3 separate regions of the Mus musculus genome follow, and all the other regions are linked to region 1. A link is a loop called in an ENCODE intact Hi-C map of the cell type or tissue named here. Cell type or tissue: left cerebral cortex. All regions are shown on one strand.

Region 1 (8,000 bases):
CCTCTCTTACCCTGACCACAGCGCAGACGGCGACTTTGCCATTGTCAAATTCACCAAGGTGCTCCTGGACTACACCGGCCACATCACCTGGACACCGCCAGCCATCTTTAAAAGCTACTGTGAGATCATTGTCACTCACTTTCCCTTCGATGAGCAGAACTGCAGCATGAAGCTGGGCACCTGGACCTATGACGGCTCTGTGGTGGCCATTAACCCGGTAGGTGGTGGCCTCCTGGGATGCAGCTGGCTTCAGGACTAGGGCCACCTAGGTGTCCAAGTCAGCCTCTGGACAATCACAGGCTCCTGGCACCACTCTGAGCTAGAGAAGCATCTAGTGTATGGCTTTCAGCTGAGTGCCAAGGTTCTTTTTTTTTTTTTTTTAAATTATATATATATGTGTGTGTGTGTACATATATATACATACATATATCTCTGTGTGTATACATATATATATACATATACATATATATGTATACACACATACACACACTGTAGACGTTTACAGACACACTAGAAGAGGGAGGACATCAGCTCTCATTACAAATGGTTGTGAGCCACCATGTGGTTGCTGGGACTTGAACTCAGGATCCCTGGAAGAGCAATCAGTGCTCTTAACTGCTGAGCTATCTCTCCAGCCCCTGAGTGCCAAGGTTCTTAATACACTACTCAGGAGGGCTAAGTAAGAGTTTAAATAAATTCTCTTCGTTATGTGCTGTCTCCAAGAAGTCTGATAAAAACGAGTCTTGAGTGCAACTCAGGGGCCAGTGTTTTAAAGTTCCCTGGAGATTTGAGTGCAGAGCCAAAATGAACAACCCTAACTTACTATATGACGTGTTCTATAGGAAATAAACCTATTACCCCAAAGCAGAGGTAGCCCAACATCCCTCTTGGCAAAGTGACCCTCCGTATGGTACATGGCTACCATGTCTCTGCCCTTCCTCGGGGTGGTGTAGCAGGAGTCTTCAGACCTTGTTTTGATTCTCAGGAAAGTGACCAGCCCGACCTGAGTAACTTCATGGAGAGCGGGGAGTGGGTGATCAAGGAAGCTCGGGGCTGGAAGCACTGGGTGTTCTACTCCTGCTGCCCCACCACTCCCTACCTGGACATCACCTACCACTTCGTCATGCAGCGCCTGCCCCTCTACTTCATTGTCAACGTCATCATTCCCTGCCTGCTCTTCTCCTTCTTAACCAGCCTGGTGTTCTACCTGCCCACAGACTCAGGTGAGTGCCGTTGCCATGGCAACAGCAGCCAGCAGCCATGGAGCTCATGCTGCTAGGTTAGGGACAGCCAGGGGTAAGTGTGCACTCACGGAGGTACAGAGACCCAAGTCATCATTGCTGTGCACAGGGTGCAAACAGACAGTTGCTGGGTGGCAATCGGATCTAAGTGAGGCTCACAGCTGGGAACCAAACTCAGGTCCTCTGGAAGAGCAACAAGTGCCCTTAGCCACTGAGCGTCTCTCAATGTGCATGGGTATTTTTGCCTACATGTATGTCTGTGCACTACATGTGTGTGCCTGGTGCTCATGGAGGCCAAAATAGGGCATCGGTTCCCCTGGAACGACAGTTATAGATGCTTGTGAGCTGCAATGTGGATCCTGGGAATGAAGCAGCCAGTGCCCTTGACTTCTGAGCCATCCCTTTTACCCCCTATATTTCTTTTGAACACCTAAGTACAAATAAATATTTTCAACTTCTTAATCAAATGAAACCCCTGAAAGCAAGAGAAAACACTCCTAGAGCAATACAGAACTAATTAGCATCTACAAATACTGACTAGTTTGTGACTGTAAATAGTAAATACTTATGAGTACTCTAAGCTTGGTAGATGTTAGCTATTATAGTATTATTAAATAGCAAATGGCAAATAACTTGATAACTTTAATGTTTACAGTTCTGGCTCTTTTTTTTTTGAGGATTCCTTGCTTATCTTTTCTCTGTATCCCCCTTTTTAGTCTCTTCACATATTCACAAGGTCACCAGTTCTAGGATGTCTGAGGGTCCTGAAATCCAAGGATGCTCAAGTCCCTCATATAAAATGACATTGTAGTCACATGGAACCACTGGACATCCTATGATACTTAAAATTATTTCTTGCCACACTGTAAAGACTATACAAATAGTTATAACATTGTTTTGTTTGAGGGATTGTGGCAGAAAATCTACATATAGTTCATATAGATACAATTTAATTTTTCTGAATATTTTCAATCTGAGTTCGGTTGAATTCTTACAAAATCTGCAGATACAGACCTTTGTCCATCTACCACCTGGAAAGGGTTTGACAAGTTCTACAATAACAGCAGAAAAGGCAACAAAAGAGAGCTCCCTAGGGCCCCAACAAGAACAGCACCCCACAAAGATGACCCAGTACCAGTCAGCCTGACCCTCCTGCAGCCTACCCAGCCAGGACCCCTGAGACTCAGGCCTGCAGGAAAACGGCAGAGGATTTGGGAAACCAAATCAAACCAAGAAATAAGTGAGAAGACAAACTTTCTAGACAAAAGTGAGAGGAGGCAAGGCGGTTGTGAGCCCCCGGGTGTGCTGCAGACAGCACCTGGATGGCAGACTTTGTGTGTGTGTGTGTGTGTGTGTGTGTGTGTGTGTGTGTGTGTGTGTGTGGTGGGGGGTTGCTTGTTTGTTTGTTTTGTTTGTTTTACAGTTTTGGTCTAGCAGCTTCATATTGAGAGAAAGGTATTTCCGGGCTGCCTGGCCGCCTCTTGGGTAACAGAAAGACCAGGGGCAAGGTTTATTCAAACTTCTACCTTCTCTAGCTTGCCAACCCAGAATCCCTCTTGTTTTCCTGAATACCAACAACAATAAAAAAGAGTCTAGGACATGAAACAAAGTCGCCATTTGCTGCTTGGCAGCTGGAATGGAAACCTGGCCACAAAATGCTGTCAGGGCCCGAGGTCTCGCAGAAAGGATCACCAGAATTATCCTTTGAGAACAAGCTGGTCACGTTCCTTCACCTTGGGTTTTGGTGGCTGATGAGCGCGCAGGGACTGCTTGATGGAATGGTACAGGTGGATGCTCTGAGCAGCAGCAGCCTGTTTCTCTATAGCTCTGAAAGCAAGGAGCCAACACGGTCAGTCTATTCTGAGGCCACTCTCCTGGGCTTGCAGAAGACACTTCTCCGTGTCCTCCCACAGTCTTCCCTGTGCATGTCTGCGTCCAATCCCCCCACCCCCCTTACTGTGACACCAGTATACCATACTCTTGTTCTGCCTTAATGGCCATGTATCCAAATTCTGACCTCCTGGAGTTCCAGGAGCAGGCGGGTTGTTACATTTCTTCCTTTTGCCTTTCTAGGGGAGAAGATGACGCTGAGCATCTCTGTCTTACTGTCCCTGACCGTGTTCCTTCTGGTCATTGTGGAGCTAATCCCTTCCACCTCCAGCGCTGTGCCCCTGATCGGGAAGTATATGTTGTTCACCATGGTCTTTGTCATTGCGTCCATCATCATCACCGTCATCGTCATCAACACACACCACCGTTCGCCCAGCACCCACATCATGCCCGAGTGGGTGCGGAAGGTGAGAGCCGAGACTCCCAGGTCTCCCTTCAGTGAACCCAGCGCAGTCCTGGCTAACACCTGAGTACTTAGTACTTAGTTCTTTCTGGGCTTCCTTGCGGGAGCAGCTCATGTAGCCTTCCCGGAGACAGTGGAAAAGTAGACCGAGTTAAGCCCACTTCCAATTCGAGTTTATGGACTCTGATTGGAGATTAATAGACCCCTGTCTTATGCGTGGGCATTCTTCAGCTTTTTATTGGTGTATTTTCCAATTTGTGAATAGACATGAGTATTTTCACTGGTGAAAATCGTCATGGAGAACAGAACAGAGAGAGAGAGAGAAAGGAGGGACCTATGTAAGGTGTGTGCTCACAAATATTTATATTATTGAACTAAAAATGTGTTAATACTTCACATATGGTTTTTTTAATTATTTATTTATTTATTACGTATTTTCCTCAATTACATTTCCAATGCTATCCCAAAAGTCCCCCATACCCTCCCCCCCACTTCCCTACCCACCCATTCCCATTCACATATGTTTTTATTTTAATTAATTTTGTGGTCACGCTGGGGATTGAACTCAGAGCTGTGAACATTCTTAACAAGCACTGTCCTGCTGAGCTATGTCCCCCAACCAGATATGCCCACTTTGATAAATGTCATAGAGATACTGAACTGTGTTGGTGTCAGTAATACTGGCTTACCATGTAGGAGGAGACTAACCGAATCTGTAGATGACGTCTCTGGGCAAGACCTCTGTATACTTAACAGCAGGAACAACAACAACAACAACGGAAGAAGAAGAAGAAGAAAAATAGTAGTTATTTTGTGAGGCTAAGTGTTTGTATACTTGAGGCTGCAGGAGCGGTCTTTAATCACAGACTGTCAGGAACTTTCTGTTGCCTGCGGAAGAGTCTGAAGTATAATGCAGCGTTGGCGACTGCACACAGGCTCCCTCCAGTGGCTAACTGCTTACATTACAGAATCATAGCTGTAGAATGCAGCCTGGAGCCTTTGCCCTCTAGTACAGTCCTTTTGTTTTAAGGACAAGGAGGGTGAGGTCTAGAAATGCTGGGTGACTTGTCCAAGATCACATTGCTTACCCAAAGTCAGTGATTCTGTAAATACTGACAAAAAGTCTCATGCCAAGAATTTCTTTTTTATGTCAGGTTTTTATCGACACTATCCCAAACATCATGTTTTTCTCCACAATGAAAAGACCATCCAGAGATAAACAAGAGAAAAGGATTTTTACAGAAGACATAGATATATCTGACATCTCTGGGAAGCCGGGTCCTCCACCTATGGGCTTTCACTCTCCGCTGATCAAGCACCCTGAGGTGAAAAGCGCCATCGAGGGCGTGAAGTACATTGCAGAGACCATGAAGTCAGACCAGGAGTCCAATAACGTAAGCTGTGTGGCTCCCAGTCCACACCTCCGGGTCTGTCTGTCTGTCTATCTATCTGCCTGCCTCTGCCTTCTGAGTGCTAAGACCAAAGGTTTGCGCCACAACCTCTAAGCTAACACACCTCTGGGTCTAAATGATTAAATGCATAAGTGTGACAGGGAGGTTGACCAATGAATTGGCTTCAAGCTCTAGTTACTAACTTCAGATGCACTGTGTTGACTATCTCTGGCAACTATAGTAAGTCATTTTGGCTTAATTATGCAAAAACTAAAGGTTGTAATATCAGGTGTTGAGGTTTGGAGGTTTACATATTGAAGGCCAGGCCAGTAGGGGGCGCTATGAGCCTGTGTCCCATCTCAGGGGATTCCTATCTAACGCCCTCTGCTTCCCCCAGGCCGCTGAGGAATGGAAGTATGTTGCCATGGTGATGGATCACATCCTCCTCGGAGTCTTTATGCTGGTGTGTCTCATCGGGACGCTGGCTGTGTTTGCAGGTCGGCTCATTGAGTTACATCAACAAGGATGAGCAGAGGCTGAGCTAAGCCTACCTCTGTCCCAGCCATAGCCATCGCTAGGAAAGATGGAAGAGAGGAAGGTCTGTCTCCTTGAATCCTTTCACACTTACCAAACATGCAGTGTTCTACATGTCCTACATGTTAATGAGAGTGATCTCTGCTCACACGGCTGTATTCTTGAAGTGTCTCCCCTTTGCTTCTGCTTTTAACACTATGGGCCTCCTTAAAGGGCGAACCCTTTGAAGTAAATAAAAGTGAGCCCTCAAAAGAAGTGTTTGCTTCTAAATGGCCCCTGGGAGAGTTTTGCTTGGATACTCAAGGTTTTCTGTTTGTATTGCCATGGCTAGTTGTTTTTGTTTTCTTTCCTTTAATAAATATAATTGTACTTATATGAGTGATCCGCCTACGTGTATGTCTCACATACACGCCTAGTGTCCATGAAGGTCAGAAGAAGGTATCCCATCTCCTAGAACTGGAACTACAAATGGTTGTGAGCGTCCACATGGAACCTGGGAATCAGGCCCTCTGGAAGAGCACCCAGTGTTCTTAACCACTGAACCACCCACCTATCGGGCTCAGTTAATTTTTATTTTTAAAGTGCTGAGAGTCCCTTACTTAAGACACACGGTTTCATACCTACTAGAAAAGTCGTGTCTACCAGATTCCCCAGATTTGATGTGGACACAAAGGAAGTGGTAGAAAGGAAATTAGGTAACTTTAAACTTAAAAAAAAATTGTGTGTGTGTGTGTGTGTGTGTGTGTGTGTGTGTGTACATACTCGCACACATTGATGAAATTGGGGGACAACTTTTAGGAGTTAGTTCTCATCTTTTATCTCATTTGAGGCAAAGTATCTTGTGATTTCTGCCGCTGTGTTACATTCTCATGTAAAGCTTCCTGGGGCATTTTCCTTTCTATACTTCTCGGCCCATGAACAGAGTGCAGGGATTCCAGATGCATGCCGCCATCTCCAGCTTTTCATAGGTCCTAGGATAGAATTTAGGTCGTTAGGTTTGTCCAGCAAAAAACTACTTTTACCTGCTTAATCCATTTCACTGGCCCAAAGGTAATTTTAGGGCGATCACATACAAATAGTATCAAAACCTCATGGTTTAAAGTAGACTTCTGAAACCAGGAGAGGGAGAATGCTTTCTTAAGTGATTTCTGTTTGAGAGGCCTTCTTGAAAGGGCGCTTGGGATTCCTTGGGATTGTACCTAGAGCTTTGCACACAGAGCTATAACTGAGCCTCAGCTCTCCCAACTTAACGGAGCCCCTGGATTTTGTTCTCAGGACCCGAGGAAGGGCAGATCCCATCCTCATCAAGGGTGTGCCTCTGACCCCATGAGAATCGTCTCGCCCGCATGGGTTTATTTTATCCAAATTGTTTTACACAGTCTCCATAATGTCCCTAATTTACAAATGGAAAAAAAAATTTTTGGGGAAAGTTAAACTCTGCTCCATCTAGAAGTAGAAGAACTGAGATCTGAACCCAGACAGAACTTAAGATTCTAAAACAGGGGCTGGAGAGATGGCTCTATGGTTAAGATCATTCCCAGCAACCACAGGGTGCATGGTGGCTCACAACCATCTACAGTGGGATCTGATGCCCTCTGCTGGTGTGCAGGTGTGCATATACAAAGCACTCACACATAAATACATAAACAAACAAACAAATATTTTTTAAAGATTTATTTATTTATTATATGTAAATACACTGTAGCTGTCTTCAGACACTCCAGAAGAGGGCATCAGATCTTGTTACAGATGGTTGTGAGCCACCATGTGGTTGCTGGGATTTGAACTCTGGACCTTCAGAAGAACAGTCGGGTGCTCTTACCCACTGAGCCATCTCACCAGCCCCAAATATTTTTTTTAAAAGTCAAAAAGAAAAGGGATTCTAAACCGACTTGCAGCTGATGGGGTCACCTGCTCCCTGCTCTCCCAGCATGCCTGGCGTGATCTAAGTAGTTCTGGTCTGTGTTGGTGGGGACTCTGTGATATCCTATTTCCTGCCTTCTCAATTAAAACCCCTGGCTTTTCCTTCAGTCCTTGGACGCAATCATGTTTGGAGTTCAGGCCCTATGAATGGAACCAGAAACGTATGCACACACCATCACCATTTCTGAAATCTGAAAAATAAATTCTCTGTGCCAAACTCTAGGCTCTAGTACAATTTACCCAGACCAAGAAGCCGTGTGGCTCTGGACGCAGAAAAGGCCTTTGAATCACAAACACATCTGATCCGTCATCTCCAGGGAGAGCTATAAACTGCATAACCAGGAGGCCAGTGCGAGCCCAGGTGGCTTCAATCTCCTGAGGGACTTCCCATCACCCCTGCACCAGTGCTGGGCTCTTTCATCTCAAATAGTTTGCACTTTAAAGTGGAAACAATTGGCAGTTTCTCAGAAAGTCACACTCGGGTCACCAAGTCACTCAGCAGTCCCATTCCCAGGTAGAGAGCCAAAGAAATCGAAAGAAAGACTTACACAATTTGTATGAGAACGCGCACAGAAGGCAAGAGCCAGAGAAAGCGGTCTAGGCTCCAACCCACAGACG
Region 2 (8,000 bases), 340 kb before region 1:
ACACACACACACACACACACACATGCAAAACACTTGTACATAATAAATAAAAATAAGTATTTTTAAATTAAAATAAATACAAAATAAACATGTTTTAAGATGAAAAAAGACAACCAGGCATTGGTGGTAAAAACACTCAGGAAGCAGAAGAAGGCAGACCTCTGAGTTCAAGGCCAACCTGATCTATATAGTGAGTTTCAGGACAGCCAGGGCTACAAAGAGAAACCTTGGGGCTGGAGAGATGGTTCAGCTGTCAAGAGCACCAACTGCTCTTCCGAAGGTCCTGAGTATAAATCCCAGCAACCACATGGTGGCTCACAACCATCCATAACAAGATCTGATGCCCTCTTCTGGAGTGTCTGAAGATAGCTACAGTGTACTTATGCATAATAAATAAATAAATCAAGAGAAAGAGAGAGAGAGAGAGAGAGAGAGAGAGAGAGAGAGAGAGATCCTGTCTTGAAACACTCCTCTCCCAAAACAGAAAGAAAGAAAGAAAGAAAGAAAGAAAGAAAGAAAGAAAGAGAGAGATCCTGTCTTGAAACACTCCTCTCCCAAAACAGAAAGAAAGAGAGAGAGAGAGAGAGAGAGAGAAAGAGAAAGAGAAAGAAAGAAAGAAAGAAAGAAAGAAAGAAAGAAAGAAAGAAAGAAAGAAAGAGAAAGAAAGAAATGTATGTAAGGGATCCAGGAAGTCCTAAGACATAACAATTGACCAAAGACCTGAGTAATACGGAAAGAAGAGCTAAGCAGCTATCAGAAGAAAACTTATTCCAAACAAAAGAAACGGCAACAATAAAGCAGCTCTCTGGAGTGCAGTGTTCTTAGCACTTTTGAAAATCAAGGAAGCCAGTGTGCAAGAACGGACTGAACAGGAGCTGGCTTCTTAGGCCTGTATTAAAACTCCGCATTTATCCTGTGTAGTTGGGACTACCAAGTAGATATAACTAAATTCATTCATTCTGCATATTTTCAATTTCTAGGGATTTTCAAAACATTAACTTTGTAAGTGATTTCTATGGTTCCAAATTCATATCTACAGAGCAGTATTCATAAAGTCTATTTTCTGGAGCTGGGCATGGTGACCAATGACTTTAATCTCAGCATTTAAGAGGCAAAGGCAGGGGCTGGTGAGATGGCTCAGTGGGTATGAGCACCCGACTGCTCTTCCGAAGGTCCGAAGTTCAAATCCCAGCAACCACATGGTGGCTCACAACCATCCGTAACGAGATCTTACTCCCTCTTCTGGAGTGTCTGAAGACAGCTACAGTGTACTTACATATAATAAAAATAAATAAATCTTACCAAAAAAAAAAAAAAAAAGAGGCAAAGGCAGATGAACACCTGTGAGACCAGCTGTGGTCTCCATAGTGAGTTCCAAGATAGCCAGAACTATGTGGAGACCCTGTGCCAACAACAACAATAACCAAGTTTAGTTTCTGTTCTTGTTCCCTCCAACATACTGTCTCCTTTATGAATAACTAGCAGTTCGCAGTAACCCTTGGCTACAGAGCAAGTTTCAGGCCAGATGGGGATACATTAGACCCTGTCAGGAAGAAAGGAAGGAAGGGAGGGAAAGAGGAGAGAGAAGGAGAAGGAGAAAGACAGAGATAGAAAAGGGAAGAGAGAAAGGGAGAGAAGAGAAAAGAAAAGAGAGTAGAGAAAAAGCAGGAGTGAGCGTGCATGGTGGTAAGAATATGGAGGAACTGGAAACCTTGTATTTACTTTAGAAATATACAATGGTATAGCCACTGTGAAAGACAGCATGTCCTTTTAAAATATAATTATTATATGATCCAGTATTTTGTGCTATGTATCCAAAATAATTCAAGGTGGGGACTCAGATGTATTGTTACAACTATGATCATAGTAGCATTATTCACAATAGCCAAAGAGTAGTAGCAGCCCAAGTGTCCTTCACCAGTGAATGGTTAATCCATGTGTGATGCATGCATCTATACATACATACATACATACATACATACATATGGACATTATCCAGCCTTAGAAAAGAAAAATATTCTGACACATGTCTCAACCTGGATAAACAATAAAAACATCTGCTGTGTGAAAGACATCAGTCTTTAACTAGGTGCTGTGACCCAGGACTCTCAAGACTGAAGCAGGAGAATACAAAGTTCCAAGCCAGCATGGACTGTATGACTAGATCCAATCTCAAAATCCAAAACTTGACCTTAAGAAAAGGGCAACTGTCTAGCTGTGGAGGCACAAAACTTTGATCCCCACACCTGGGAGGCAGAGGCGGGAGGATCTCTGTGAGTTTGAGGCCAACCTAGTCTACAAAGTGAGTTCTAGGACAGCCAAGCCTACACACACACACACACACACACAGAGAGAGAGAGAGAGAGAGAGAGAGAGAGAGAGAGAGAGAGAGAGAAATCCTGTCTCAAAAATAACCAAGAAATGGGGCTGGAGGGTTAAGAGCACCACTGTCTGCTCTTCCAGAGGCCCTGAGTTCAACTCCCAGCAACCACATGGTATATCTGAAATCAGCTACAGTGTGTTCATATACATTAAAGAAATAATAAAAAAAGAAAAGCAGGAGTATGCTGTGAGATGCCTCAGTGGGTCAAGGTGCTTGCTTGGCCCTACACCTGTCGACCTGAATTCAATCCCTGGAATCCGCATGGTGAGGACAGAGCCCTGGCTCCCTCAATCTGTTCTCTGACCTTTGCATGCACACTGTGGCATATGCACCTATACACACATCTGTCTGCCCTCACATATGCACAGAATAAATAAATAAATGTAATGAACTAAAAGAAACAGCAGCTAGTTACAATGAGACAAATAATGCAGGACTTAGATGAAGGATCTAGAATAGTCAAGTTCAAAACAAAAACAATGGTGATTTTCTGAGGCTGGAGAAAATGCTATGGTTAAAACAAACAGACTGAGCAAGTTATAATTTTATATCTAAAAACATATCATATATACATACAACTAAATATGTATATAAAACTAAAGAAAAAGAGGCCTCAGATTTGAAAAGTCAAGAAGTGTCTAGGAGGAGGAGGGGGGAGGAAATGGGAGGGAGTGGTGTTTGAATAAAAAATTGGCCCCCACGGGTCCATAGGGAATGGCACCGTTAGGAGGTGTGGCCTTGTTGGAGGAAGTGTGTAACTGGGGGGGGGGGGGGTGCAGGCTTTGAGGTTTCAGAAGCATAAGGCAAGCATAATGGCTAACAGTGGTCTCTTCTGGCTGCCTGCCTTCTTCCTTCAGCTATTCTCAGCTCTGTCTCCAGCACCGTGTCTGCCTGAACACTGCCATGCTTCCTGCCATGCTGAAAATGGACTAAACCTCTGAAACTGTAAGCCAGCCCCAATTAAATGTTTGTTTGTTTGTTTCTAAGAGTTGCGGTAGTCGTGGTGTCTCTTCACAGCATTAAAACCCTAAAACAGGGGAGAACCTATGAGATTATATTATCTCAAAAAAACTATTTTAAAAAAATCAATAAGAAGACCAGACGTTGAACTACAGCCATTTATCTGAGACATTTCTGCATCCATCTGGTTTGTTCAAAGTTATCAGAACTGGGTGCTGAATAGATTTTGAAAACTATTCAGGCACTTTTTTAGTCCGAAATGATGATACATTATTATCTCTTAATTCTCCCAGTTATAATGGTGGAAGGCAGCAGAACACAGTGGTACATGGCTTTAATGTCAGCACTTGGAAAACAGAGGCAGGAGGATTTCTGTGAGTTGAAGGCTAGCCTAGTCTACAGAGTTGCAAAGCTCTTGAACCGTCATTTGTTCTTCCCAGGACTTCTAGGTAGGTCTTCTGAGAAAAGATTTGTCGTCTTAAACAAAAGCAAACAAACAAACAAACAAAAAACCCTGTTTTAGAGTCTTACAAAGAAATAATCCCGCTGGAGTTGGTTATGAAGAAGCTAACTACTTGGAAGGGTGAAAGTGGACGATCAAGGTTCTCCCTAACTTACATACTGAGCTCAAGGCCTGCCTGAGCAACTCACCCTGTTTGAAATAAAAGCCAAATCAGGGTCGGCTTGTAGCTCCCTGGGAGAACCCCTGCCTGGCACGTGCAAGGAGCGAGGCTCAGTCTGCGATAGCGACAACAACTAAAAATTATCTGCACCGTTAGTAACACTAACAAAGCCAAGAGTCGTCTTCAGTGTGCTTTTCATTTCACTGGCCGCCAGCCGGTCACGGAGGGGGCCTGTCATTGTCCTCCTCTGAGAGTTACCAATAAAGTTGTTACAAAGTGACCTTGAGCGTCTTCCCCCGCCTTCTCCATCCGGGTGCTGCGGCGCGGATAAGAGCCGCACCGCGCTTGCGCGCCCAGCCCCACTGCTTCGACCTCTGCCGCCGCCACTGCCGCCGCCTCGGGAGGTAAGCGAAGGTAAACGGAGGGCGCGGGGCCCGGGCCGGGGCGGAGCGGGTCTCCCGGCCCTGTCCACCGGGCTTGCGCTTCCCGGGCACGCGGCCACGCTGACCGCCTGCGCGGGGCCCCTCGGGGCCGGGGTGGCAAGGACAGGCCCCTGGGGGGGACACTTGACCTTAAGCCTCTTTTCGCTCCGCAGAGAGGAAGCGGGAGAGGAGCCCACGTCGCCTGTCACCTAGATCCACGCCGCGCCGCCAGGAAGAAAGATGTTCGCCTGCGCCAAGCTCGCCCGCACCCCCGCTCTGGTGCGTAACCCGGGCCTCGGCCCAGCATTCACGCCGAGGGACCGGCTCTCCTTCACCCTTGCCCCGATGTCCTCTCCTCCCTCCCTCCCTCCCAACCCTGGGGCCCGCAGACAGTTCCCGGCCATGTGTCCCCCCCGAGGCCTAGCTGACAGGCCTTCTGGGCGTAGGTCACAGCCTCCTTGCTCGTGGAGCGCGCCCCTCCCCCACCGCCCGGTCCCTATGGAGTTGGGGTCGACGCGAAGGTCGGGGTGCTGAGAAGTCAGGAAGGGGCAGCTGAGGCCTAGTTGCCTGCACAGCGTTTCCCGTGCGCGTCTGTAGGTCAAACTCGCCGCTGCAGAGGGAGGGACTTTGCTTCCTTGTGTGGGCGGAGAAAGGTGTTGGGGAGCCCCGAAGCTTGCTTTTTTGGAGGCTTTAAGTGAAGTCTGAATCTAAAAGATTTGTGCTAGAGAATCGGGTCCTGGTTCTGGAGGGATTTTCTGTGACCTTAGTGTCCGTGGACACTCAAGGGCAGAGAAGCCAGACTGCCAGATGTCCTTATAGTGAGAGTATTGCAACGGCTGTTAAGCTGACATCAAAATGCTTAACTCTATAGTAAATTTAGAATTAGTGGGTATTTAGGAATCCTTTGAAAATTGTAGGAGCTTCATTAGCTGCTGGACTGTTGTAAATGATCAAAATCATAGCGACACCCTTATGAGCCCACATAACTTACTTGAATTTACAGCACTACAGTTACTGAAACTTCCACAACACTCAGTCACTTGGTAACTAATTGGTCTTAGGATTTTTGTTTACAGATAGATTAAATAGAACATTCCATGGTTCATTAGCATAAAATTTTAGGTTGGCTTTGTGTATGCACAATGACCAAAGGCCATGCTAATTGCAGAGATAATAAATCTGTTCGTTCTCTTCTGCTTTCTCCTTTAGAGTTTAAAGTTGCACAAGAGGTCACTGAAGACTAATGTGTACTCTTTAGTACTTGAAATTCTTTCTTTTCCTTCCATTAATAGATCCGAGCTGGATCCAGAGTTGCATATAGACCAATTTCTGCATCAGTGTTATCTCGGCCAGAGACTAGGACTGGAGAGGTGAGTATTAATAACAGAAATTAGGAAACACTGTCAATAAGTCTTACAGAGTTGTTATCATGAAGGGGTGTATTAATGGGTGGTTTCTTTCCAGTTTTATTAAATAATACATAGAAGGTGAGCCACTGAGAGGAACTTTTGGCCAGCACAACCTTCTGAATTAGCAAATAAATATTTTAGGCTGTATTTATAGTTTTGAGTTATCTGTGTTTAAAATAGCCACGGTTATCCAAAAAAGCCTGCTTTGTTGAAAAGCATATTCATTATTCTGTTTTATACTTTTAAAAATCCTAAGAGGTATAGGTCTTGTTAACTATCTTATACGAGATAAGAATTATATCAAGCTCTTGGTTTTCTTTTTCCTTGAGCCATACAATTATTTATTCATACCAAGCTATAGTATAAAGAAGTTACTGGTTTTGGCACTATAGTAGTTAAAATCAATGTGATTACTGAATTGACCTTTGCCTTATTTCCTCTTCCCAGGGCTCTACAGTTTTTAATGGGGCCCAGAATGGTGTGTGTCAGCTGATCCGAAGGGAGTTTCAGACCAGTGTAATCAGCAGAGACATTGATACTGCTGCCAAATTCATTGGTGCAGGTGCTGCAACAGTAGGAGTTGCTGGTTCTGGTGCTGGTATTGGAACAGTCTTTGGCAGTCTTATCATTGGTTATGCCAGGTAATCATGTCTGTCAGAGTAAGGTGAAGACTCAGTGGGAAAGTAGACGTGGAAAGAGGGAAATGATGAAATAATGGTAGCCCTTTTGAATGAAGTGTCTGCTGTGTCTTGCATTATATTCTGAGCTGTGTGTGCACTGGTCACTTAAATAAGTGAGGATAGAGCTAGGGGCTAGGGAACACGCCTATAACTCCAACCAGTCAGGAGAGTCAAGGAGATCACAAATGTCAGGACCCCTCAAGGTGGTGTAAACTGAGGATTTATATTTGCATACGAAGATAGCTCCCTGACTTTATGCCACATGATTAGGAGTGGGTAAAATACTCTGAGAGACAAAAGCAAAGTGGTATAGGAGATAGCACCCCCATGAGACTTGCAAAGATCCCCATACTAGATATCTGACTCTACCATTTACCCAATGTGCTGACATCAACGTTGCTTCACAGTAACAGTCATCTGTGTTGTGTCTCTTTTAGAAACCCTTCACTGAAGCAGCAGCTGTTCTCATATGCTATCCTGGGATTTGCCTTGTCTGAAGCTATGGGTCTCTTTTGTTTGATGGTTGCGTTCTTGATCTTGTTTGCCATGTAACAGAAATTACTGCCTGAAATGTTGGCATTCATAGTAATTACGGATGTAATTCTGTGTATCTTGCTGTGACTCCGAAGACTGTAGTACTGGTGTCATGGAAATATATGTTATTTCCACAGTCATTTCATTAAAGATGAAAACTTTAATTCTTGCTGTGATTTGTACTTATATAAGTGTGGATCATCATAAAGATGATCTGTTGAGGTAGGTGGTTGTCCAAGTCAGAGGAAGGTACAGCAGTTACCCTGGTTTTGAAAAAGTGATGAATATGAAACATTGAAAAACACTTAGTGAAGTAGACCAAGCAAAAGACCCATAGTGTGATTTTGTTTGTATAAAATAGGTAACTTTGTAGAGACTAGGCCAATTAGAAGTTATTGGGAACTCTAGGAGCATGGAACTGTGGGTGACTGACTGTTAGTTGTGGAGTTTCATTTTGGGTGATTGGTGCTTGAACAAGGTTATAAATGCACAAAACCATCTCATTACATGGTTACCATAAACCAGGCATGGTGGCGCACGCCTTTAATCCCAGCACTTGGGAAGCAGAGGCAGGCGGATTTCTGAGTTCGAGGCCAGCCTGGTCTACAAAGTCTACACAGTGAGTTCCAGGACAGCCAGGGCTACATAGAGAAACCCTGTCTCGAAAACCAAAAATAAGAAAAAAAAGAAAGAAAACCAGTAGGTGAGTTTCCTACTGTTATGAGTAAGCATACAGAGATGTTTGGAAGGGCTGGGAGTCATTTTCCAGGGAAGAGATCACTTGAGAACACTGCTTGTCTCCACCTTATGCTAAACCTTGAGTAGCAAGAGGACCACCTAGTGAGTGGCTCAACTGCAGACTTAAAAACAGAAGAGCACTGGCACATGAAACATTGCCAGGAAACAGTGTGAGCTACAGGTGAAAGGTAGGCTGGCACACAAATGCACAAATTAGCAGATAAATGAGTTTTATCATGTGATCACAGACA
Region 3 (8,000 bases), 1.1 Mb before region 1:
GGGGGCCGTCTCCCGCCCCGAGGGCGCCGGCCGGGGACCCTGCCATTGGCTGCGCCGGGACACGTGGGGGTGGGGGCGCGGGAGAGCCTGGCTCCCAGCCCAGGTCCGGCTGGACCCACCCACCCGGTCCCCACCCCTCTTCAGCCCTTTGGGAGGCCCACCTCGCATCCCCGCCCTCCCCCAGACCCAGGAGTTGACTTTGCAGCCACCCCCTGATTGCGCGACGGCCCATCTCGGGCCTGTCTGCGAGGCGGGCGCCGAGGCCTGCGCTTCATCTCCGCAACCGTTGTTTTTGCCACTGCTCTTTGGCTCCTCGAGCTGCACACCAAAGTGAGGATGAAGGACAGAGATGAGCAGAATGACGAGAAAACAGAGCAATTCTATTTTTAAAAACCTGTTGCTCATCTTTCCTTAGTCTACCGCGTCACCCCAAATTCGAGACAGCTCATCCTACCTTGAACATACCTAACGAACGGGTAAAAGTATTCCACACATAGGACATCAGTCGGAGTAGATCCTTCCTATACAGCACCATCGGCCCACAAAAATACTCACGAAACAGTCTTGGGGCAGCATCAGAGACTTAGAATTCATCTCGAAGCCGCAAGCCTGACAATCGGCGCAACTAGGAAGTCCACAGATGTTCGGTTCACGTCTCTGCTCTTGGCCAGCCGGCAGTCACTTTGCCAGGCTGGCCTTAGCTTCAGCTTGGCCTCCTCCTGCCCAGCCCAAAAGACTCCGTACCAGCGCGGGAGGAGAAAGCCACTCAATAGAGTGCCACGAATCTTCTGCGCCTCGCCCACAGCATACCGGCCTCTAGCTTTTTGCAGCCACCACCCACCCCCGCCCGTTACTCACACCAATTAATTGAAAACTTCACTTTCCCAGGGACCTTTGTTTCGCTTCCTTTTCCAGGCTGCCAACAGCAGGGAATTGAGTGTGTCAAGTCAAGGGGGTGTCCTTTCTTCTCTTCTCGTCTCTTTTCTTTTCTTTTCTTTTCTTTTCTTTTCTTTTCTTTTCTTTTCTTTTCTTTTCTTTTCTTTTCTTTTCTTTTCTTTTCTCTTCTCTTCTCTTCTCTTTTCTTCTTCTTCTTCTTCTTCTTCTTCTTCTTCTTCTTCTTCTTCTTCTTCTTCTTCTTCTCTCTCTCTCTGTCCGCCCCCCCCCCCCCCACCACCACCAAGTAAAGTCCGGACTGGTGACAGGCGCAGTCCGAGTTCATAGAACTTCATAGGGACAGAGTAGGCTCTAGTTGTGAGTACCGGAGGAGCTAATACCAGATAGAGTTAGGTAGGGTGGCTCTAATCGCTCTGTATTTCCACCTCCTCTCACAGAGTCTTAACAACTTATGGGTCGTCCTTGTGAGCTCTGATTTGAATCTAGGTCGGTCTCCTGAGAGCTATTTTAGACTTGGTTAGTCAAGAGTGCTGGGTGGGTGCGTGAGCCTCAAAGTGGGCCAGTTTGATGCTGTACTATCAACCTTCAGACCAGTTTATCTTTTAAGAAAATCACTCCCCTAAACGTGCAATACTAAGTCCAGCTTGTCACTCAGCGTCACTGCCTTCTGAAAATAAGCTCTGAGAAAGAAGAAGAAAAGAAGAAAAGGAGTGAGCAAGGTCCTTCTGGGCCTGGTCTGGTCTGGCATCACAGGGTGGGCTGATGGCATTAGAGTGTTGACACAAAAACCACAGTAACCATAAAAGGCTCAAATAAGGGGATGGGGGTGTAGGTTATGAGAGGTACTGGAAACTAAGAGAATTTGTATAACTTTTAAAAATCCTAGACCTGGTCATGGTCAAATTCAAACCCGGAGGGTCTCTCCAGGTTTTTGCAGCATTGTGATGGGTAGTAATTTGTTGATCGCGATAATTTTGATTGCTTGAGAAAGGACAAAAGTTAGAATGGAAGCTGGATTGCATTTGAAGAGCCAGGTAGTAGTATTTCTGAGCTTTTGAAAAAGAGTAACAATGAGATGTTGTATTTTCTCCTTGTTTCCTTTCTTGTTACTCACAGAGAAAGAACAACTTGGGAGCCATTGATACTCCCCCACCGCACCCCTATGGCTTTAAACATTTACTGAAACGTTTTTAAAAACAAATTAAACAGAAATAGCCAGAACCAACACACCTCAGTCTCCTAAAACTCAATAATTTAGTAGTTTTGTGTTCTTTGGGCTTCAGTACCATTTTTTAAAAATCTGACTAATACATTTGATAAGCATTGTATTTTTAAATCGAAGAAAATAAAGTTAAAACAAAAATTGTCACATTTTGAAACTAAAGTCTCAACCTTTGCTTAAATTACCACACAAGAAAATAAGTTGTGCTTGGCTGGGAGAATATAGGAGTTAATGCTTAGGCTAAAACTTCTTGATATAGTCTTCTTCCCTATAACGCTCTGTGGTGCCCTTGTAGAACTTAGGGTTTCTCTGCCAATTTCAAAGGTTATTCAGAAATAAAGAAAGTTTTGAATAATGAATTTTATCATTTTCTATCACCAGCTTGTCTGTGACTTCAACAAAAATTAAGTTTAGATATGCAGAAGTAGGTTATACTAGAAAAAGGTCTCTGAAAGGGCCCACAGGTAGAACTCCAAATCCCAGGATCCCAGGGAAGTCACTGCTGTTGAGCCAGACTGCTGAGGCTGATTATGAGGTAAAATTAGGGTGTTGGTAGTTTACGGGGTGGGTAGGCAGGTATAGAGAGGATGCTGCAGTTAAATAAGAAGAAATGTTTTCGTTTAGCTTGGATATCTTGTGTCCAAACTGTATTCAAGCTGAAATTTAATTGTAATCTATTTTTTTCCTTCAATTTTTTTTTTTGAGACATAGATCCACTCTCTAGCCAAGGCTGTCCTCAAATTTTCAAAAGGGGTGGGATTACAGGCATGAACCTCTATGCCAGGCTTATAACCATTTTTTTTTCAGATGTCCAAGAGCACAGGGTGAGCCTTATATTTGTGTGGCAGCACATCACAATGAAATCTTAACAAAAGGATAAGCAAGAGTTTAGCAATGAAAATAATTTCCAAATACTTACCTATTGTTCTGTGAAAAAAAAAGCTACATTTCCTGATTTGGGTGAAAGGCCATGATGTCCTTTGCTGCCCCAATCCCCTTCCACGTCTCTCCATTTGCTTCTCTTTCTTCTTTCCTTCCTCAAGCGCCCCACTGAGTATTGAATCTGTGCTGGAGACAGACATAGCCTCTGTTCTTTCTTGTAGATCTCACAATTTGTACATCTGTTTGGGGATGGAAAAATGAATGGATACAGGCTATGACTTAGACTTATTGAAGTGTCCTGTTTACCAAGACAGCAATGAGCTCAATTAACAACACAATTGATGACGATTACAACCAGGATGGCAGGATCCTGCCAGAAAAGGGTTGTGGGAGATGCCTTTGAAAGTATTTACCTTGATGACCACAACCAGGAAATACAGAACACCCTTTTAATTAACTTTTGAGAAACCAATGATTCAGTAGAAAACGTCTCAGTTTAGAAGCAGGGTCTTAAGTTGAGAAGAACTGGCTGGTTTTTGTTCCTGACCATGTCTGTCTGCCAGCTCTGGAGCTAATTTTTCCTCTCCAGCTAATAATCAACTTCACTCAGGCTGAGAAAAAAAAAAACAGAGCAAACAAAATATGAAGCAAACCCCAAGAGAATCACAACATTTTGTGTATAAGGCAGGTTCTAGCAACAGCCAGATGTCCTGTGTTTGGGGCATTTTCTAAATCTAAAAGGTGGAATCCTTTTGGGTTTAGCAACAAAATTAGCCTATATTTAATGAAAATCTCAGGCAACAACAAACACCCCCCGCCCCTCTAAATACCAGGTGACTTAAAAAAAAAATCCTGAGTTTGCCTCCCACTGGGCAGCAGGGCCCTATTTGAGATGAAGAGACCACCTCCAACTGTGGACTGTAGGAAACAGGCAGGGTCTTCCCTTCCAGAGAAATGCTGAGCTTTTCTAGAGAGCTCTAGAAGGTAGGGCCAGGGCTTAAGGACCGAATAACTTCTTTCTTTCTTCCTAAATAGAAGCAAAGATTGCAATTTGCTATTTTGTCTGACATTTTGAAACAACTTTTCTAACTTGCTAAATGCTTATTCTATGAGTCAAATAGAAGCTTATTACCATTTCAAATAATTCACATTCTCCACGGGCAAGCCACATTATGCATAGCAGCGAAGCAAAGCGGGTGAAGGGTAGGAAAATGCCTAAAAATGTAGAAGGAGTTGAGAGACTGGCAAAGGATGCCAGTGGTATGCTCCGGATCCCTGAAAGGCGACCGCAGTTCCCCGCGCTTGGCGCTAGATGTCCCTGCAAGTTCTTGGGTCTGATCTGAGGGTACATTAAACTCCTGGCAGTTGGCAAATCTGATTAGCCTCGGGGTCCAGGAAGAAAGTAGCCACCAATTCCCTCACTTACAACCATTCTAGGGTAACTTGGAGTTGAAGGTGGAGGGGAGAAGGAAAACTAAATTAAATGAGCTGACCCAGGCGAGGCAGAAAGCTAGAGGCTTGCCTGAGGAGAAATGAGAGTAGGAAGCCTAGAAGACTGGCTTGGTTAGTCCAACCCTCACCCTCTCTTATAAATCGAAACCTGGTCCTGAAGACCACACTTAGCCTAAAGAAAACATGCCCTGCCCGCAGCTCAGACTCTGCAGGTGTTTACTGCCCGTTCACAACATCTGCACTCCCATAAGTTCTCCAGCGAGCTTGAGACTTACTTCGGGTTGAGAACGGGTGGCTGGCATCTTCCACCGGGAAGCCCAGAGCTGGGTGAGACCACCGCATCCCGTGGCCCTGTTGCTGCTCGACGGGGCTTTACTCTTGACCCATCCCTCTGCAAGTCTAGAACAAGTTTTAACCTGAAGTCACAGGTCAAATGTTCACTGTTTACAAGAAACAAATACTTAGTTTGGCAGTCTAACCCCACCCCAGGAGAAAGAAAGAAAGAAAGAAAGAAAGAAAGAAAGAAAGAAAGGAAGGAAGGAAGGAAGGAAGGAAGGAAGAAAGGAAGGAAGGAGAAAAAGAAAAGGAGGAAAAGAAAATGCCCTTGCTTTGTTTACATCATTCTTGCCAGCAAAACTGTTCTTTTTGGGTAATACAGAGAAATTTTTTCCTGTATGTCACCTCACTCCCAATCTTAAAAATTTGGCATGCCCTTCGCATAGGTGGAAGATGCCCTTTGAAGGCATGGGGTTTGGGTTAGATTTTTGTCTGAGTGTTCTTGTTCTTGGTGATGGTACTTTGAAGATATCAGAAACTGAAAACTGGGTCCATTTCTAATTTCATCCTCTCCTTTCTGGAAAGGATATGAAATGACTATTTTTTCAACAAATGTAACTCTCTCTCTCTCTCTCTCTCTCTCTCTCTCCTCCACTGGTGTAATGTTTTTGAGGTAGGCCTGCCTTTAAATAAGACAGGTAACATGAAGAAAAAAAAAAGCGGTTATGCAAAACTTTCAACCCCCCATGACATCCATTATTGGAGATAAGTATAAACCATGAACAATTACCAAAGCTCTCTGTGTAGGAGGTTTCCTTAAAGGGGCGGGGCAATTCCCCAGGGGTTCTCTGGTCTTCAGAAGGTAGATCTATGTAAAAAGCCACTTGTAATTGTATACTAAATGAGTTATACAAATTAGTCAATATTATTACTAGTAATAGGTAATGTTCTAAAGGAACATTAACTATTCAAATGGAATAGTCACTGTGAAATGCTATCCTCTGCTAAGGGCAGTGAAAAGTTATGGATGTTTTTCATTGAGGTAGTTTCCCTGACAAGATCACAAGTATATGTGGGGCAATAGACATCCTGGAAATGCAGTATCAGTGTTACTTAAAAGGTGCAAGGTAGTTTCAAAACCACTAATGAATGAAGGTGTCGCGGAGAAATGATTTTTTTTTCATTTTCAGTAGAGTGGAGTCGTACTTGGCCAGCTTTTGGAACCAGAGGCGGTGGGTCGTAGAAGAAGGTAAGAAATCTTCCTAGGCCACTGAGGTTTCTGCGACAGAAAAGCAGCTCACAGCTGCTGAAACCGCGAGGAAAACAGATGGGGGCGCCAAATGACAGCAATAAAGGCATCGGCGGATTTCCGCCCAGGCTGAGCGACCACTTGCTGCCAGGGTCTTGGCCCCCCATGGAGCCTAGCCTAGACCAAAGATTCTCTTCTAGTCCCTTGGGTAGAGAAGGATTAGGTAGCAGGATCCTCCCAGAGACACTGGGGCCCAGACTGCCTGGACCGGTGGAGCTGGGCGTCCTGGCTGAGAAGCAGTTGGGGGCGCCCGCAGAGCTGGACGTGTGATTAGCGAAGAGAGGTAGCCAAAATCCTGCTTGAGGACAATGCAAGTGCCAGGAACTGAATGACCACTAGGGTAGAATAGCCACTGGGACAGGGGCAAAGGTGGATGCTGGGTCAAATTCTCAAATGGAGGTCATCGCCCACCAGACAATTCTCCTAAGCCTGCGAGCCTATGCAATTTTCCACTTACAACTTTAAAGAGGTGGGATTGTTTTTTTTTTTTTTTTTTTTTTTTTTTTCCAGCAAGCTTGCCTGTAGAAATAAGTTGGCGCTAAGGGGAAGAGGTGAAAAACTTTTGGCATTGACTATATATGTATACACATGTATATAAATATATTTCACACCTCACCTCCCCTTACATTCTTGACGCGCCCCCAACGGGTCCAAGGTTAAAAAGAAAGCGCCAACAGACAGATGGGCAATTAGATCAGAGGTTTACCCCCTAACACACCCCAATATGCTGGGTGTGTCTCAAGGCGGGAAGGAGGGGGGCCCGGGTTAGGGTCTCAGTTAGTCCTGTGACCGGGATGCAAAACCAGCATCAAGACTGCCAGGCTCTCTAGGCTGCTTCGGAAGCTCACGCGCTAGACCACTGTGTCCTGTCCCTGTCTTCCGTGGACCTCGCCAGTGCGGACAAAGCTCTGCTTCTGGGGCAGCAGGCGGGCAAACTGGCACGACGCATCTGAGTCGGGCAGGGTGGGGCGCAAGCGCGGGAGGAGATGAGCGCATTTGAGTGAAGATTGATCTTCCTTAAAATGGTTGCCACCGGCGTCATTATGACTATCAAAGTTATCGCCAAGAGGCTCAGCCTCCAGCCTCAGGCGGGAAGGAGAAGAGGCAAGGCTGGTTGGAGACTCTCTGTGCCCCCAGTCAGCACCAGGAACACCGGGGGCCACAGGTAAGGGCCTAGGGTGGAGGAGGGGGAGGATGGAGAAGTGGAAGAAGAACAAAGTGGGAAAGGAAGGGAGGCAGCAGGAGATTCCATTCCCTCCACTTTGACCCCCAAAACCCAGTTACTTCACCACGAATTCCTCTATTTGAGAAGGGTGGGAGAAAGCCGGCAATTTTAAAAAGTGGGTTCTGTGATGGGGAGCTATGGTACGGTAAATCATGATTGTGTTTAAAGTTAGCTGTCAATTTCTACTATCAGATCCTCCAGTCTAGTTTATTTCCCCTAAGGGAGAATGCGAGGGTGAGAAGCTTATCCATCAGAGGATTATAAAACAAAAAATCTAAGGTCTTCGAGTTCAGAAGTTAGCCTGCAAGCAGTGGTAGAAAATAAGAGAAGATGTAATGATTTCCACTTGGAGGCACGGCACGGGTCCTGTGTACCTCCTCAGCCACGTAGCAAGAAAGCATTTTCAAAAGTCTACAAGATATATTCTCTCTCTCTCTCTCTCTCTCTCTCTCTCTCTCTCTCTCTCTCTCTCTCTGTGTGTGTGTGTGTGTTGGAGGGGAGAATCAAGACTGAGAGGAAAAAGTAAGGAGAGAGAAAGAACTCAGAATTCTATTTGTTAAATAAAATACTCATTATTAATATTTGGTTCTTAAAACAGAAAGATAAGTAATCCTGACAGGAGTGGGCGCGAGGTCTTCTTACGCAACTCTTCCTGTATCCTCCCCTTTACCCGCCCCCCTTACGCCCCCAGCTTGTAAATGTTAAGGCAAAACAAAACAAAACAAAACAAAACAAAAACT

What was found. A loop is a pair of places that touch in the nucleus more often than their neighbours do. Peaks named below come from ENCODE experiments on the same cell type or tissue, not always from the same donor. Only the 100,000 strongest peaks of a DNase experiment are listed, where the experiment ranks them.
Region 2: it touches region 1 in a loop (2.3-fold over the local background); 5 of 42 quality-filtered maps call a loop at or near these places.
Region 3: it touches region 1 in a loop (7-fold over the local background); 13 of 42 quality-filtered maps call a loop at or near these places.

What each region holds. Positions count from the first base shown.
Region 1 is chr2:73,563,630-73,571,629 of GRCm38, reverse strand. Chrna1 (cholinergic receptor, nicotinic, alpha polypeptide 1 (muscle)) reads left to right here. Exons shown (of 9, transcript NM_007389.5): 5 at 22-217; 6 at 986-1,223; 7 at 3,315-3,538; 8 at 4,689-4,928; 9 at 5,323-8,000. The coding sequence ends at 5,454. Gm30940 (a long non-coding RNA gene) reads right to left here. Exons shown (of 2, transcript XR_866434.2): 2 at 6,252-6,430. Among named protein-coding and RNA genes, the nearest start is that of Gm30940, 6.4 kb to the right of the region's middle. In left cerebral cortex, CTCF peaks have their summits at 4,487 (motif pointing left), 5,251 (motif pointing right) and 7,053 (motif pointing left); DNase peaks (open chromatin) are centred at 4,448 and 5,337; H3K4me3 peaks cover 324 bases.
Region 2 is chr2:73,907,622-73,915,621 of GRCm38, reverse strand. It overlaps Atp5g3 (ATP synthase, H+ transporting, mitochondrial F0 complex, subunit C3 (subunit 9)), which reads left to right and starts at 4,296. Exons shown (of 5, transcript NM_175015.3): 1 at 4,296-4,370; 2 at 4,562-4,667; 3 at 5,681-5,758; 4 at 6,245-6,438; 5 at 6,915-7,175. The coding sequence starts at 4,629. The coding sequence ends at 7,029. In left cerebral cortex, no CTCF peak of the experiment used is centred here; DNase peaks (open chromatin) are centred at 4,261 and 4,970; H3K4me3 peaks cover 2,359 bases; H3K27ac peaks cover 1,748 bases.
Region 3 is chr2:74,660,062-74,668,061 of GRCm38, reverse strand. Gm31790 (a long non-coding RNA gene) reads right to left here and starts at 6,511. Exons shown (of 3, transcript XR_374674.2): 1 at 4,131-6,511; 2 at 3,036-3,237; 3 at 1,171-1,574. It also overlaps a transcript of Evx2 not described here. In left cerebral cortex, CTCF peaks have their summits at 4,304 and 6,052 (motif pointing right); DNase peaks (open chromatin) are centred at 4,302 and 6,072.